3 separate regions of the Homo sapiens genome follow, and all the other regions are linked to region 1. A link is a contact called in ENCODE Hi-C or POLR2A ChIA-PET data. All regions are on one chromosome and are shown on one strand. Each heading gives the region's core, a stretch centred on a gene start or an enhancer-like site at or near the end of the contact. The rest is flanking DNA. Distances are from core to core; before and after follow the strand shown.

Region 1 (4,610 bases), core at 1,324-3,823:
TCTTTGATTTTTTTTTTTTTTTTTGAGATAAGGTCTCGCTTTGTCACCCAGGCTGAATGCAGTGGTGTGACCTCTTCTCTAGTAAGTCTATGCAGAAGCAGAGGAAAATGCATGTTCAAATTGGTCTGTAAACCCAGCATAATAGTGTTAAATCACAGCTCTGGGGATAAACCAGGGAGAAGTTCATTTACATGAATGAATTTCCAAACTAGGGTCCGTTTCTATGATTCTTTTTTTTTTTGAGATGGAGTCTCACTATGTCGCCCAGGCTGGAGTGCAGTGGCGCAATCCCAGCTCACTGCAACCTCCGCTTCCAGGGTTCAAGTGATTCTCCTGCCTCCTCAGCCTCCCAGGTGGCTGGGATTACAGGCACGCGCCACCATGCTCAGCTAATTTTGTATTTTTAGTAGAGACAGGATTTCACCACGTTGGCCAGGCTGATCTGGAACTCCCCACCTCTCATGATCCGCCTGCCTCAGTCTCCCAAAGTGCTGGGATTACAGGAGTGAGCCACTGTGCCCGGCCTCATATCTATGATTTGACAGACAGCCTCTCTACGCTTACAACAACCAACTGTGGAGATCTTGGATATAGTCATGGAAGTATCATTTCTCATCTCTCTCCATTCTGACCCTCAACACAGTGCTGTTTGTACCCATAACAAAATTGAGTGAAAAATTTAGGGATAAAGAGAAAGGAGCTTTCCAACTTGATAAAGTTCTGTTTTGTTGAATGAACTTCTATAGCTATACCCTAAATGCTTTCAAAAAGAACATTGTTACTTTAATGTCACAAGATATATGTGTGTTTATACACATATACAGACAGCACTTCAAGAGCCTTCTTCCTATCTTTGTATCAACAAAAGGCCAGTGAAATTGTGTTTCTCCCACCACTGAGCAAATGGGGTCCTCATTCCTCTCAGTTTAACAGTGTCATAGGAAACAAGAAGAAAGATGAGAACTCTGACTTGTCTTTTTGAAGAACAGGTCTATCTTTAACATGATATTAAGGCTGGGCACGGTGGCTCACACCTGTAATCCCAGCACTTTGGGAGGCCGAGGTGGGTGGATCACTTGAGGTCGGTCAGGAGTTTGAGACCAGCCAGGCCAACGTGGTGAAACCCTGTCTCTACTAAAAATATAAAAATTAGCAGGGAGTGGTGGCGGGCGCCTGTGGTCCCACCTACCCGGGAGGCTGAGACAGTAGAATCACTTGAACCCAGGAGGCGGAGGTTGCAGTGAGAGGAGATGGCGCCACTGCATTCCAGCTTGGGTGACAGAGCAAGACTCTTGTCTCAAAAAATAAAATAACATGATACCGAACTGTCTGGTGGCCCACATTCATAGCACTCTAATAAATCAGTGTGTACAGTTGCATAATGTTCTGCCCTACAAAATTGACCAGGAACCATCAGATTAATAGGCATTCAACAAAAAAATTAAGTATTTTTAATTGCTAAGGTCTGTGAGTTATCCCTTTTTTCTTCCTCACGTAATAATCTGCACACACGAGAAAATATTCCTGAACTTGAGTTTCTATTTTTTTTCTTTTCCCTATTTGCCTTCTCAAACTCCCAGGTGTTAAAAAAAAGTCTCAAACTTAATGCACATTACAGGCTTCTTTTCTGACATACAAAAATCGTCATCTTAACCTAGTTTTCTTCTCCAAAGTGGTCAAGAGGGAAAACCTCAAGCTTTTATTCAGATCTATGTAAACCACTAGATTGCCTATCTGGTATTTCCTTTTGCAGAAAATCACTAGAAAACTAAATAAGACGAGGCAAAGTTTAGACAAGAATCTGATGGCTTGTTTCTCCGAGATGCAACCTTGGAGAGAGGCTTCCCCAGATTCTAGTCTGGATTCACTTTACTGCATGCTCTTCCCCGCTCTCTAGCTCAATACTCCGGAGAGAAATGAAACTTTTATTTGCTCGAGCAGAAAAAGAAATTAAGAAGGCCACGAACATGCAGCGGACTTGGAGCCCCTTTCTAGCAACAAACAGGCTCGTGCTCCTCCGCCCGCGTTGGTCTCCAGCTTCCCAGAGCCCCGGCGGGTTGCGAGGACCGCCCTGCTCGCCACTGCTCCCCACCGCTCCGGTACCGACACGTGTTCTTACTGCCAAGTTCGGCCGCAGGATGCTGAGCCGAGCCCCGCCCCGCTCCACATTTCCCAGGCTCCGCCTCTCCTGCCCCGCCCCCGGCACCGATTGCCAATAGCGCCCCGAGGCGTAGCCAGGTCCCGCACTCCCCGTGCCCGGCCCGCCGCCTTTGTTCTCCCCCGCTCTCCCTCTTGGCCTGTGCGCTCCCGGCAAACCGAGTGGCAGCCGCTGATTGGTGGTTGTGGCGCAGCCAATCAGAAGGGGGCACCTCACGTTAGGGCTCGGAGTTTTAAACGCGCAGCCGAGGGCCGCGCGCAGGAGTAGGGAGGGCCTAGGGCGGCGGAGCCGACTCGTCGCGGCCGAGGCGCGCGCGGTCCGTGCCGGCGTCAGTCTGGGATTGGCCGGCCCGCGACTTCCTCCGCCCCCTGCCAATCGCCGGGGACGACTTCCGTGGGTTTTTCCGGCTCCCCCGCGTCGCTAAGGAGCGACGGGCTGTCGGCCAGACCCCGAGTTCTCGGTGCGCTCAGCGGCCGCCGACGCTAGGAGGCCGCGCTCCGCCCCCGCTACCATGAGGCCCCGGAAAGCCTTCCTGCTCCTGCTGCTCTTGGGGCTGGTGCAGCTGCTGGCCGTGGCGGGTGCCGAGGGCCCGGACGAGGGTGAGCGGCAAGCGCGCCGCGGGTCGGGCTGTGCTTGCGGGGGCTGCAGAGCTGTGCGGGGGCCTGGGCCCTGCGACCCCGGCGGGCGGGCTTCCGCGCGGTCAGCTCCAGAACTAGTGATGGGCGCCGAGCCCGGGGTAAACTTGGCGGAGTTGAAGGGGCGGGGGCGGTGGCTGTGGCAGTGGCAGGATCGATTTGGGGTTCCCGGGAGAGGAAGGTGGCCGGGGTCTCTTGGGCTCCGACGCCCTGGAAGACCCCTGTCACCCGAGGCTGGGAGAGGGCTGCAGAGCGCCTTTTTTGCAGCTGGGTCCTTCGCCTTAATTTACAGATTTTCGTCAGGTCCAGGCTAACTCCAGGCGAACGCGCCCAGGCAGTGGGAAGGGAGAGGGAGAGCCACTGGAGAGAAGGGGCGAGGGCGTGAAGAAACAAGTGCGAGTTCTTTGGAACAGCAAGCATTCCTTTTCAAAATGTGGTCTGTAGATTTGGAAATGATTAATCCATAGATTCTGGAGAAAGGGATGGCTTGGTTTGCACCTTTGAGAAACTAGAGATACCATTCCTTCTGCATTTAGCATTTACTGTGTGCCAGTCCCTGTACTGGGTTCTGGGAGGAAAAGATTGTGAGTGTGGTCCCTGCCCATGAAGCGCGTACTCCAGTAGGAATAGTAACAACTACTTCATGGTCCCTGCATTTTTCTTCGAAGTGAGCTAGCTGCAGACATAAGAACTCTGAAGATTAGGAAGTGCTAATTAAGGAAAAGTTGTTATTCCTAGAGAATAAGGCATCCAGGTACTGGTCTTTACCTTCTTCCTCTCTGCCCTTACTTTTAATCACTAGCTTTTTAACCTTCTGAGTTTGTTCTAATATAAATATACACTCTTTGATAATGTTAGTGTGTAGGGAAATCGTGAACTTTATACTCTTTCAAACAGATTGAGTAACTTCTGCGTGGGTCACTGATTCAAAAAGAGTCTTTGCCCAAATAGAAAAGGAAGTAAAAACCCACACTCGGCGAGAAAAACACCTGCCGAAAGGAATCCGATAGCGGGACTGCTTACAAATTGTGTCTTGAGACCTTTACCCAAATCATGTTTGTTTAAATAGTGTTTATTTAAATACAGATACCCAAAATACACTGAAGCAGAATGCAGGGGTGGGCCCCGGAATCTGCGTTTTAAGTCAGTTTTCCCTTGAGACATAGAATTAACTTCGGGAGGCACAGTGAAAGTTGAGGACCAGTGTGGGTGGAAGATGCTTTTTGGAACATAGCGGAAAAGCATATAGCACTGTCTTGGTTTTGATCCAGTGATTCTGTTTTTGGGGGGATTCTTGAGAGGCCTGGGAGAGTGGCTTTAGGAGCTGTTAGGACCAGCAAGTTTATCCTTCCGGTCAGAGGTCTTTAACACAGAAGAGTCCCTGGGAAGCAGTTGCTCCTAGGGTGAGCCTAGGAATCCCAGGGGTCATCATGGCCAAGGGCAGGCCTCCTGGGACTTCTAGCTCCGTTTTTTTTTTTTTTTTTCCTAGATAAGGTTACGCATTGTTGCCCAGGCTTGAGTGCACTGTCCTGATCATGGCTTACTTAAGCCTCAAACTCCTGGGCTCATGGGATCCTCCTGCCTCAGCCTCCCGAGGAGCTGGGACTGTAGGTGCTTGCCAACACGCCTGGCTGTTTTTTTTTTCTGGCTCTGTCGCCCAGGCTGGAGTGCAGTGACGCGATCTCAGCTCACCACAACCTCTGCTTCCCGAGTTCAAGTGATTCTCCTTTCTCCACCTCCCTAGTAGCTGGGACCACAGGCACGTGCCACCACACCCAGCTAATTTTTTGTATTTTTCAGTAGAGACGGGGTTTCAC
Region 2 (4,610 bases), core at 1,354-3,853, 3.7 Mb before region 1:
AAAAATGCAAAAGACTTCATTTGAAAAGTTTGGCTCAGAGAAGTGAGACCGGAGTTGTGAAATATTCTCTGAAAACTATGCAGCCTAGTCATCCCTTTAAATAGATGAAGCTTTATTTTTGGACTCAGCAGATCCCTTTGTCCATATTATCCTGGCCTCCAGCACATCACTGCTTACTCAGGTAGTCTCGGGGTTTACCTGAGGAGGATTCAAGGATACTGGGATGAAATTTATTTGTAAAAAATACTGTTTATCACACTGTCCAATAAATCATTAGTGCCCACTATGTATAGCTCAATGCTTTTACAATTTAGTACTACAAAAAAAGGCTTTTTTCACCCAAGAAACAGGTATTTCTCTTGATTTCTGATGACAGGAATTACATAACCATGACTCTTATGATGTTGTCAGACAGGAAGACTAAGGTCGAATGTGCGGACCAACTTCAGCAGCCACTGGGCTAAAGCTCAGGGTGACTTCCTAGGTCCGTTCTTTTCCTTTGGCTTGGTTATTTTTATCTGAATTTTACCACTTTTTGTCCTATTTTGAGGCAAAACTAAATCCAAAAATCATTTTGGCTCTCTGGGAAATGTAAGAACTACTGATGTGCTCAAGTTGGTAAATTCGGGCTCTTTCAGGCTCCTTCTGGCCATACACTCGATATGGGGAATTCATATGGAGATTCCCTGCCACCGTTTCTAAGTCTTGACACCAACTTCTGAAGCATGACTTTGGGCCACAAAACAATGATCTATAGAAGTTGAATCTCCAAGTTAGCCAAGTTACATTAATCACTTACCTCAAAAGGTCAAAACTGAGCACGACATTTTAGGTATTTATAGCAAGAAAGATGAGTAAGGTCCACGACTTACTAATCTTAAAGGTATGACAACTCTGTGAGCATTATTTTATTGCTACTACCAAGAATTCCTTTATATTTTAATAGTTCTGCAAGACTAAAACTACAAAGCAAAAATCTCACATGCAAATGTGGAAATGAAAAATACTTTCACCCACTGGTTTCACTCTTGACACAACCAGACCTGAGGGGACCTGAGGTGAACCCATTGGGGGAGGGCATGAGTTAAGGGTGTCAATAATTGAGGGAGGGGAGCTGTAGTATCGACAACGCTGATTTTGGCTTGTGTTTTAGGTAGAAAAGCAAGTTCTAAAATAAAGAGCTACAAAGCTTGATATGACGTGTATTTCAAAAAGAATTCACACAAGCAAAGAGGATTTTTCCAGTCCACAACCACTTCTGGTCGCTTCAGCAGCAAAAGGAAGGAACTAACAGTAGGAGATGGACTGTAGCAAACTAAAGAAGGCACCCCCACAAGGTTGTCAAGGAAACCAAACCAAGTGCATTTTTCTATAGAAAAGAATCAAGGGTAAGGTGAACATGCCATGTTACATTTTGTGGCAAAAATGATTAAAATCCCTTCTTGAAAAAAATCGCTAAGAGACCAAATTTACTTCCAGGCTATTTTACTAAGCACTACACCCATAACGCAGGCAGGCAAGCTTGTATTCCCAAACTACCAGCTACATGGATTCAGCAATCACCTTACTACAACCAGCTAACTTGGGTCACCGATACTTCAGGGCATTTCCTAAGATCTCTTTTTAATAGCTTAACGGCAACGAAAGAAGTGGTCACACTCAAAAAGTTAAAAACAAAAACCTCTACCACAATTCCACAAACATGCTCTCCCAAATTTAGGGTATTTTTCAAAATGGAGTCTTTTTAAACACATCATTTTTCAGCGAAAAGGCAAATCTATGCAAACCAAAGGGACAGCTTGGCCTGAGTGTGCCATTTCATACTGGAAAAGCGCAGGGAGGGCAGTAAAAATGGTATCAAGTTGGGAGATCGATGCTATTCTCTCCACAAGTAGGTGGTAAAGAATCCTCAGCCAGGAGGAATGACACGCACACGCGGGGACAGAACGAGGGCCAGTGCTGAGAACGCTGGAAGGCAGGGACACCGTTCACTAGGAGATGAGTGACGTTAAAGGATCTGCAGTGATGATCTGTGCCTCACGCTGGCGAATATTCCTAGGAGGGGAGATCCCGCGCTCCCGGTGTCCCTCAGGGTGTCCACCCCGGCGACGGCCGGAGCCGGGCTGCGGGTCCAGGGGCCCGGCCACGTGGGCGGGGGAGGCGAGGAGCGCCGGGCTCGCTCAGAGTGGGCACCGCGTCCCTACCCTCCGTGCTTTTCCTCTTGTGGCCCTTCCCGGCAGGGAAGAGGGGGTTTTACGACGTCAAGGCAAGGCTTGGAGGGAAGCGGCGGCCGGCGCCCCACCTGCCCAGGTGATCGCGGGGCTCAAGCCCGGGGCGACGGACGCAGCTCGACCTCCAGGCGAGGTGGACGCCAGGGGCCGGGAGCGGGGCCGCGGAGGAGCGGGGGTGGGCGCCGAGCTGCTCTTACCCGGTGCCACAGTCCACCACGCAGGGAGGCAGGGAGCCTGCCATGCTCGGGACGCGCGGCGCTCGGCCCCGCCGGCAGCCCGAGAGCGCCCCGTCGCCGTCCGCTCCGCCGCCCGCTAGCCCCGCGCGCAGCGTCTCCCGCGAGCCGCCGCAGCGCCGCTGCCGGGAGCCCGGATGCTCGGCGGCCGACACGTGACGTCACTCCCCGGTCGGCCAATCAGAACGCGCGCACGCCCCGCCTCCCCCAACACCCCCACCCCCACTCCGGCGCGCCATCTTTAGTGCTGGCAGCGAGGCTTCTTGGCCCCATACGTCCAACCTTGCTGCTGGAGAGATTGGGGTTTATTTTTAACTGACTTACATGAACGTGACCCCATTTCCGAGGCCTGGCGCCTTTCTCCTCCTGTAAGTCTTCGCTCGAATGTCACCTTGCGAGGGAAGTTGTTCCTGATCACCCTGACTATGTCCCCTACCGGTACTGTATCCTCTGTCTCAACAATCTGTTGGTTTCATTCCTAACCCTTAAAGCAAAGTGTTTATATTTTTATATTTATGTATTTGTTGTCTGCCTCCCCTACTGGACTATCAAATCTTCTAGGATAGGGCTTGAGTCTGTCTTAATCACTATTGATGAGCAGCAGGTGCTTAGCACAGTATTTGGTGTACCTGTGGAAGTGCCCAAATGTTTGTTGAATGACTGAGTAACCTTCCCCATATAATAAAAAAAAAAAAAAAAATTAGTTGGAATTGGCCGGGCGCGGTGGCTCACGCCTGTAATCCCAGCACTTTGGGAGGCTGAGGGTGGATCACAAGGTCAGGAGTTCCAGACCAGCCTGGCCAACATGGTGAAACCCCTTCTCTACTGAAAATACAAAAATTAGCCGGGCGTGGTGGCGGGTGCCTGTAATCCCAGCTGCTCCGGAGGCTGAGGCAGGAGAATCGCTTGAACCTGGGAGGCGGAGGTTGCAGTGAGCCAAGATCGCGCCATTGCACTCCAGCCTGGACAACAGGGCGAGAGTCTGTCTCAAAAAAACAACAAAAAAAATTAGTTGGAATTATTATACCTAACACGGCCTAAATTTTTCTAAGAAGAAAAATCTGCAAAACAAATGCTTGGCCAGCCTTAAGGAATGAATGGCCTTAGACTGAGTAAACCACACCAAGATCACTCCTGGAAAATGTTTTCAAGTGTCGAAGATGGGATGATCGCCCAAAAGTTCTTACTGAAACCAAAGAAGGCAAACACCACCTACTATATTATAAAGGTACTGAGAGTCCCACTTGCCACTTGCTTCCTGCTTCTTGCCCGATCGTAAATTCTTGATACTAATTTTTTAGGAGCTTTCTGGAAACATGTATTTTTTTGTTTTGTTTTGTTTTTTGAGATGAGTCTCACTCTGTCGCCCAGGCTGGAGTGCAGTGGCGCAATCTCGGCTCACTGCAACTCCGCCTCCCAGGTTCAAGCAATTCTCCTGCCTCAGCCTCCCAAGTAGCTGGGATTACAGGCACCCACTACCATGCCCGGTTAATTTTTTGTATTTTTAGTAGAGACAGGGTTTCATCATGCTGGCCAGACTGGTCTTGAGCTCCTGACCTCGTGATCTGCCTGCCTCAGCCTCCCAAAGTACTGGGATTACAGGCATGAGCCACCACGCCCAGCCAAGACATGTTGTTTTTACAGGTACTTAAAACATTGTGTTTTTTACCTAGAAGTAATAGATACGTTGACCACTCCTAGGTAACCCATCATCATTTCTTTTTTTTAACTCATAAGTACCCATTAAGGCCCAGACCTAGAGAATGTTCAGGAGAACTGAAGAGAGAAGCAAATGGGAGGAAAATAAAAAGGAGTAAGTGTGGAGGAATCCCAGTTTAGAAGCCCAAGGCTGGGGTTAAAGATTGGCTGGCTTGCTTTGTGTTTTGCCAAAGCCCTGCCTTGGTCCCTTTTCTTTTTCTTTTCTTATTGCTTGTTTCTTAGAGACAGGGTCTCACTATGTTGCCCAGGCTGGAGGGCAGCGACTATTCACAGGCATGGTCCCACTACTGATCTGCATGAGAGTTCTGATCGGCTCCATCTCTGACCTGGGCCAGTTCACCCTTCCTTAGGCAACCTGGTGGTTCCCCGCTCCTGGGAGGGTGCCATATTGATGCCAAACTTAGTGCAGATCCATCATTCTGGGTGG
Region 3 (4,610 bases), core at 1-2,500, 3.4 Mb before region 1:
ATGTCTGAAAATGAAGTATTTTTATCTGTTCCGAAACGCCATAATATTGCAAAGAAGCATTTCAAATTATTGTTGTGTGAAATGTTCAAATTTAGCATTCAAATTTAGCGTTTTCCCACATTTTACCCTTCAATTTACACAATTTGGAAGAAGAGTAGATGAGTTGGTCATTGTTACTTAAAACAATGCGTCACCTTGTTAGGGAAAGAAATTAACATAATGGTCAAGGAGTGATAATTAAACAGAACATGACATTTGCTGTCCATTCAATGTTAAAGTTCTAAGCAAATTAGCATGGAGAAAAGGGATGGGTAGAAATAATAACAGAGCACTAGTTGATTAGTCCGCCTCCACATCCACGCTGCAGGCGTTGGACAGATCCGGCTTTACTGAGTCCACCATGCAGGGAAATGGACGCGCGGGCTAAGCGGAATCCCAGGGGCGCGATCGCACCGGCTGGCGTTCCAGCAAACCCTGCATCCCAGGCCCTGGATTCAGGCTGCCTTCTGAGTCTTTGACTTATTTTCCTTTGCCTGGAAACAGAACGCCGCGGTCCGTACCGGAGAGGGAGAAAGTGCAGGACGACCCGCCGGGAAGACCCGAGCGCGTGCGCCTTCCCCGCGGCTCCACGGGCACAAAACGGTGGCTCCGGAGCTCCTAGACCCAGGCAGCCCCAGCTGCGCGCGCGCCTCCCCCCGAGCGCGGCCGGGCTCCCGCGGGAAACAAGCGACCGCGGCACGCGTGGGCGCGGCGGGTGGGTGCCGGCGCCAGGTTCCTCCCGGCTCCCCACTGCGGATCCTCGCGGCTCCTCCCGGCTCCGCCCAGCGGCTCACCCCGCGGACGGGGATCCCTCCGCCCACCGCCGGCCCTTCCGCGCCAAGTAGTGCGACCCCGGCCCCCGCAGCTTCCGCCAACCCAGGCTCGCGAGGACGAGTCCACGGTCGCGGGCGAGAAGGAGCGACGCAGAGACGGCCGGGGGCGCGGGGCAGTCCCGAGGTTTTCCCCGCGAGGCCGCGGGGGGTCTCCCAGTGGCCAGGGAGAGAGCGCGCCCAGGTCCGCGGAACCACGGCTCCTGCCGCGGCGAGCGGGCCGGGAGTCTACGGTCGGGGCAGAGCCGCCCGGGAAGCCGCGCGAGGACGGCGGCCGGCGGCCGGCGGCGGAGGCAGGTGTCCCGAGGCCTGCCCCACCCCCACTACCGCGGGCAGGAAGAGGAAGGAGCCGCGGCCGTGCCTGGCGGGCGGGGGTGCCCGACCCGCGGAGCGCGTGACCTAGTTCGTCCCAAAGTGGATTTGACAGGTTGTCAGCTCCACTCCCCGCCCCCACCGCCTTCCGGGTCTCCCTCCTCTCGGGGGGAGGCCCACCGCCCGCGGTCCTCGGCTCGGCCTCCCATTGGCTCTCTCGCCGCCTGGCGCCCCGCCCTCTCGGTATCACCCTTCCATTGGCTTGGGACCCCGCCCCTGCCCCTAACTCACCCTCCCACTGGCTTCGTGCCGCCTGGCACCCCGCCTCAGCCCAGAGGACCCGGCCCGCCCTCCCATTGGCCTCGCACCGCCTAATTCCCCGCCCTCGCCCCGGCCCGCCCTCCCATTGGCGTCGTTTCGCCTAGTGCCCCGCCCTCGCCCCGGCCCGCCCTCCCATTGGCCTCGAGCCGCCTGGCGCCCCGCCCCTTCCGCGGGCCCCGCTCCCAGCGCAGCCCGGCTCTCTGCTTGTCTGCGGGTTCCTGCGGGCGTTCCTCAGTGTCTGCCTTCTTCCTTCCCTCTTGAGTGTTGCTCCTCTTCCTCTCCTTTTTTCCATGTCTCTCCTTTTTCTGATCTCCTCCCGTTTCGGCAGCCCGAGCGCTCTTGCCCGGTTGCACCCCGCAGCCTGAGCTGGGCTCCCGGTGCCGGCTGCCTGAGCTCCAGGACCTGCCCTGGGGCCCCCTACAACCTTCCCGCCGCTCCCGGAACCTGACCCCTCTGTGCTTCACTTCTCGGTTTTCTTCCCTGAAATAAGCAGCAGCGAATCCCTTCTCCAGGTTTTCTCATGTGTTCAGTCTGCAAGGCTTCTCCCTTTCTCCACCCTGCGCCTCGGTTTCTCCCCCGCTTCCCCGCCCTCCCTAAACTCAGCCAAGTGGAACAGATCTCCCAGCAAAACAAGGCAGAGGGCGAGGATAAAAATGATAAATGTCAATATCAACATTTTTATTGCTTTAGGTTTTTAAAACAGAAAATTAGCAGGAACGCCCAGATCGACCCAGACCTAGGATCAAGATGGAGTTTCTTAAAGTACCAAGTGAGACTGCAGTGACAAAGTCGATTATCCCAGCAATATAATCAGCTTTGCCTGGGGAATTTACTTTTACTTTGTTTTTATTTGTTTGTTTGCTTTGAGATGGAGTCTCGCTCTGTCGCCCAGGCTAGAGTGCAGTGGCGCGATCTCAGCTCACTGCAACCTCCGTCTCCTGGGTTCAAGCAATTCTCCTGCCTCAGCCTCCCAAATAGCTGGGAGTACAGGCGCCCACCACCATGCCCAGCTAATTTTTGCATTTTTAGTAGAGACGGGGTTTCTCCATGTTGGTCAGGCTGGTCTCGAATTCCTGACCTCAGGTGATCCGCCCGCTTCGACCTCCCAAAGTGCTGGGATTACAGGCGTGAGCCACTGCGCCCGGCCTACTTTTAGTTTATGCAGTATTCTGGCGATTTAAAGTTTGTATTTTTTTTTTAATTTTCTGAGCTCGTTTTGTAAATGGCTGCTCTTGAACGTAAGGATAAATTGACTGATGAGGCTGAGGTTTGGAGCCAATCCCCGCACAAGGCATTTGGCATCAAACACGAGAAACCCTTGGCTATTCAAATGAGGAAACTCAAGTAACTTTCCCAGGGTCACTAAAGTCGGAGACCTCAAACGTGGACCCAGGTCAGGCTCCAGAGGTCCACCAGGACGACCCATCATGGCTCATGAATGTATCCGTAAAAATGGCAGAACTGCTCTTTCCAGCTGCCTTCCTACCTATCATGGGGGTCCTAACCGAGCTCCCCATCATGACATTCAAGGCCTACCTTATAGGATCCCTGCCTTACAGGAGCAGTTTCAGTGCAGCAGGCACACTGACCACCTTTCTGCCAAGACCTTTTTGCCAGAGGGCCTTTGCACTTGAATTTCTTTAGACTTTTCGCCTGGCTTAGCTCGTCTGTCACCTTGGGGAGGCATTTTTCTTTCTTTCTTTGTTTCTTTCTCCTTTTTTTTTTTTTGAAACGGAGTCTTGCCCTGTCGCCCAGGCTGGAGTGCAATGGTGCGATTTCAGCTCACTGCAACCTCCGCCTTCCAGGTTTAAGCGATTCTCCTGCCTCAGCCTCCTGAGTAGCTGTGATTACAGGCACGTGCCACCAACCCTGGCTAATTTTTGTATTTTTAGTAGAGATGGGGTTTCACGATGTTGGCCAGGCTGGTCTCAAACTCCTTCACCTCAGCTTACAGGTGTGAACCACTGGGCCCAGCCTCTCCTCTCTTCCCTGCTCCCCTCCCCTCCCCTTCCCTCTTCTCTCTCTTTTCTTTATTTTTCTTTCTTTCTTCCTTTCTTCCTTCGTTTCTTCGTTTCTTCCTCCTTTCCTTTCCTTTTCCTTTTTTTGAGATGGAGTCTCACTCTGTCGCCCATGCTTGGCTCACTGCAACCTCTGCCTCCCAGGTTCAAGTGATTCTCCTGCCTCAGCCTCCCTAGTAGCTGGGATTACAGGTGCCTGCCACCACACCCAGCTAATTTTTGTATTTTTAGTAGAGACAGGGTTTCGCCATGTTGGTCAGGCTGGTCTCGAACTCCTGACCTCAAGTGATCTGCCCACCTCAGCCTCCCAAAGTGTTGGGATTACAGGCATGAGCCACTGCACCTGGCCTCTTTTTCTTTTTTCTTTCTTTCTCTTTCTTTCTCTTTCTTTCTTTTTTTTTTTTTTTTTTTTTTTTTTTTTTGAGACAGGGTCTCTCTCTGTTGCCAAGGCTCCAAGGCTGGAGTGCAGTGGTGCAATCTCGGCTCACTACAGCTTTGACCTCCTGGGCTCAAGTGATCCTCCCACCTCAGCCTCCCAAGTAGTGGGGACTACAGGTATGCACCACCACACCTGGCTAATTTTTTTAATTTTAATTTAATTTAATTAATTTATTTATTTTGAGACAGAGTCTTGCTCTTTCACCCAGGCTGGGGTGCAGTGGCATGATCTCGGCTCACTGCAACCTCCACCTCCTGGGTTCAAGTGATTCTCCTGTTTCAGCCTCCCAAGTAGCTGGGATTACAAACACCCACCATGGTGCCCAGTTAATTTTTGTATTTTTAGTAGAGACGGGGTTTCACCATGTTGGCCAGTCTGGTCTTGAACTCCTGAGCTCTACCTGCTTTGGCCTCCCAAAGTGCTGGGATTACAGGCATGAGCCATGGCACCCAGCCAATTTTTTTTGTCTTTTTTTTTTTTTTTGTGGAGTCTGGGTTTCACATGGTGAAACCCCAGGCTGGTCTCAAACTCCTGGGCTCAAGTGATCCACCCACCTCGGCCTCCCAAAGTGCTAGGATTCCAGGCTTGCACCCCCTCGCCTGGCCTGGGGGAGGCATTTCTGACATTGTACCTAAAGTACCTTTCCCCGCT

What was found. Hi-C counts contacts between places; a loop is a spot of excess contacts on that map. ChIA-PET counts read pairs that join two places held with the same protein, here RNA polymerase II (POLR2A). Pooled maps may share reads with other maps.
Region 2: a loop to region 1 is called in a pooled map, with 14 times the contacts of the local background. The contact joins the promoter of ACTR3B here to the promoter of PDIA4 in region 1. A Hi-C loop is called at or near these places in 7 of 50 pooled maps.
Region 3: a map of naive thymus-derived CD4-positive, alpha-beta T cell shows a loop between it and region 1 (6-fold over the local background). The contact joins the promoter of LINC01003 here to the promoter of PDIA4 in region 1. A Hi-C loop is called at or near these places in 1 of 168 maps with a recorded cell type or tissue (naive thymus-derived CD4-positive, alpha-beta T cell), 1 of 37 single-sample maps with no recorded cell type and 9 of 50 pooled maps. POLR2A ChIA-PET finds 5 or more read pairs at or near these places in 1 of 52 experiments (naive thymus-derived CD4-positive, alpha-beta T cell).

What each region holds. Positions count from the first base shown.
Region 1 is chr7:149,026,468-149,031,077 of GRCh38, reverse strand. It overlaps PDIA4 (protein disulfide isomerase family A member 4), which reads left to right and starts at 2,573. Exons shown (of 10, transcript NM_004911.5): 1 at 2,573-2,757. The coding sequence starts at 2,670. RefSeq lists silencers at 2,081-2,660, 2,731-2,800, 2,891-2,940 and enhancers at 2,265-2,858, 2,859-3,453.
Region 2 is chr7:152,757,745-152,762,354 of GRCh38, reverse strand. ACTR3B (actin related protein 3B) reads right to left here and starts at 2,603. Exons shown (of 12, transcript NM_020445.6): 1 at 2,429-2,603. The coding sequence starts at 2,472. It also overlaps the pseudogene RN7SL845P. RefSeq lists enhancers at 1,752-1,801, 2,802-2,961 and silencers at 1,977-2,271, 2,032-2,551.
Region 3 is chr7:152,460,764-152,465,373 of GRCh38, reverse strand. LINC01003 (long intergenic non-protein coding RNA 1003) reads right to left here and starts at 1,250. Exons shown (of 1, transcript NR_027387.1): 1 at 1-1,250. RefSeq lists enhancers at 325-824, 825-1,326 and a silencer at 599-1,618.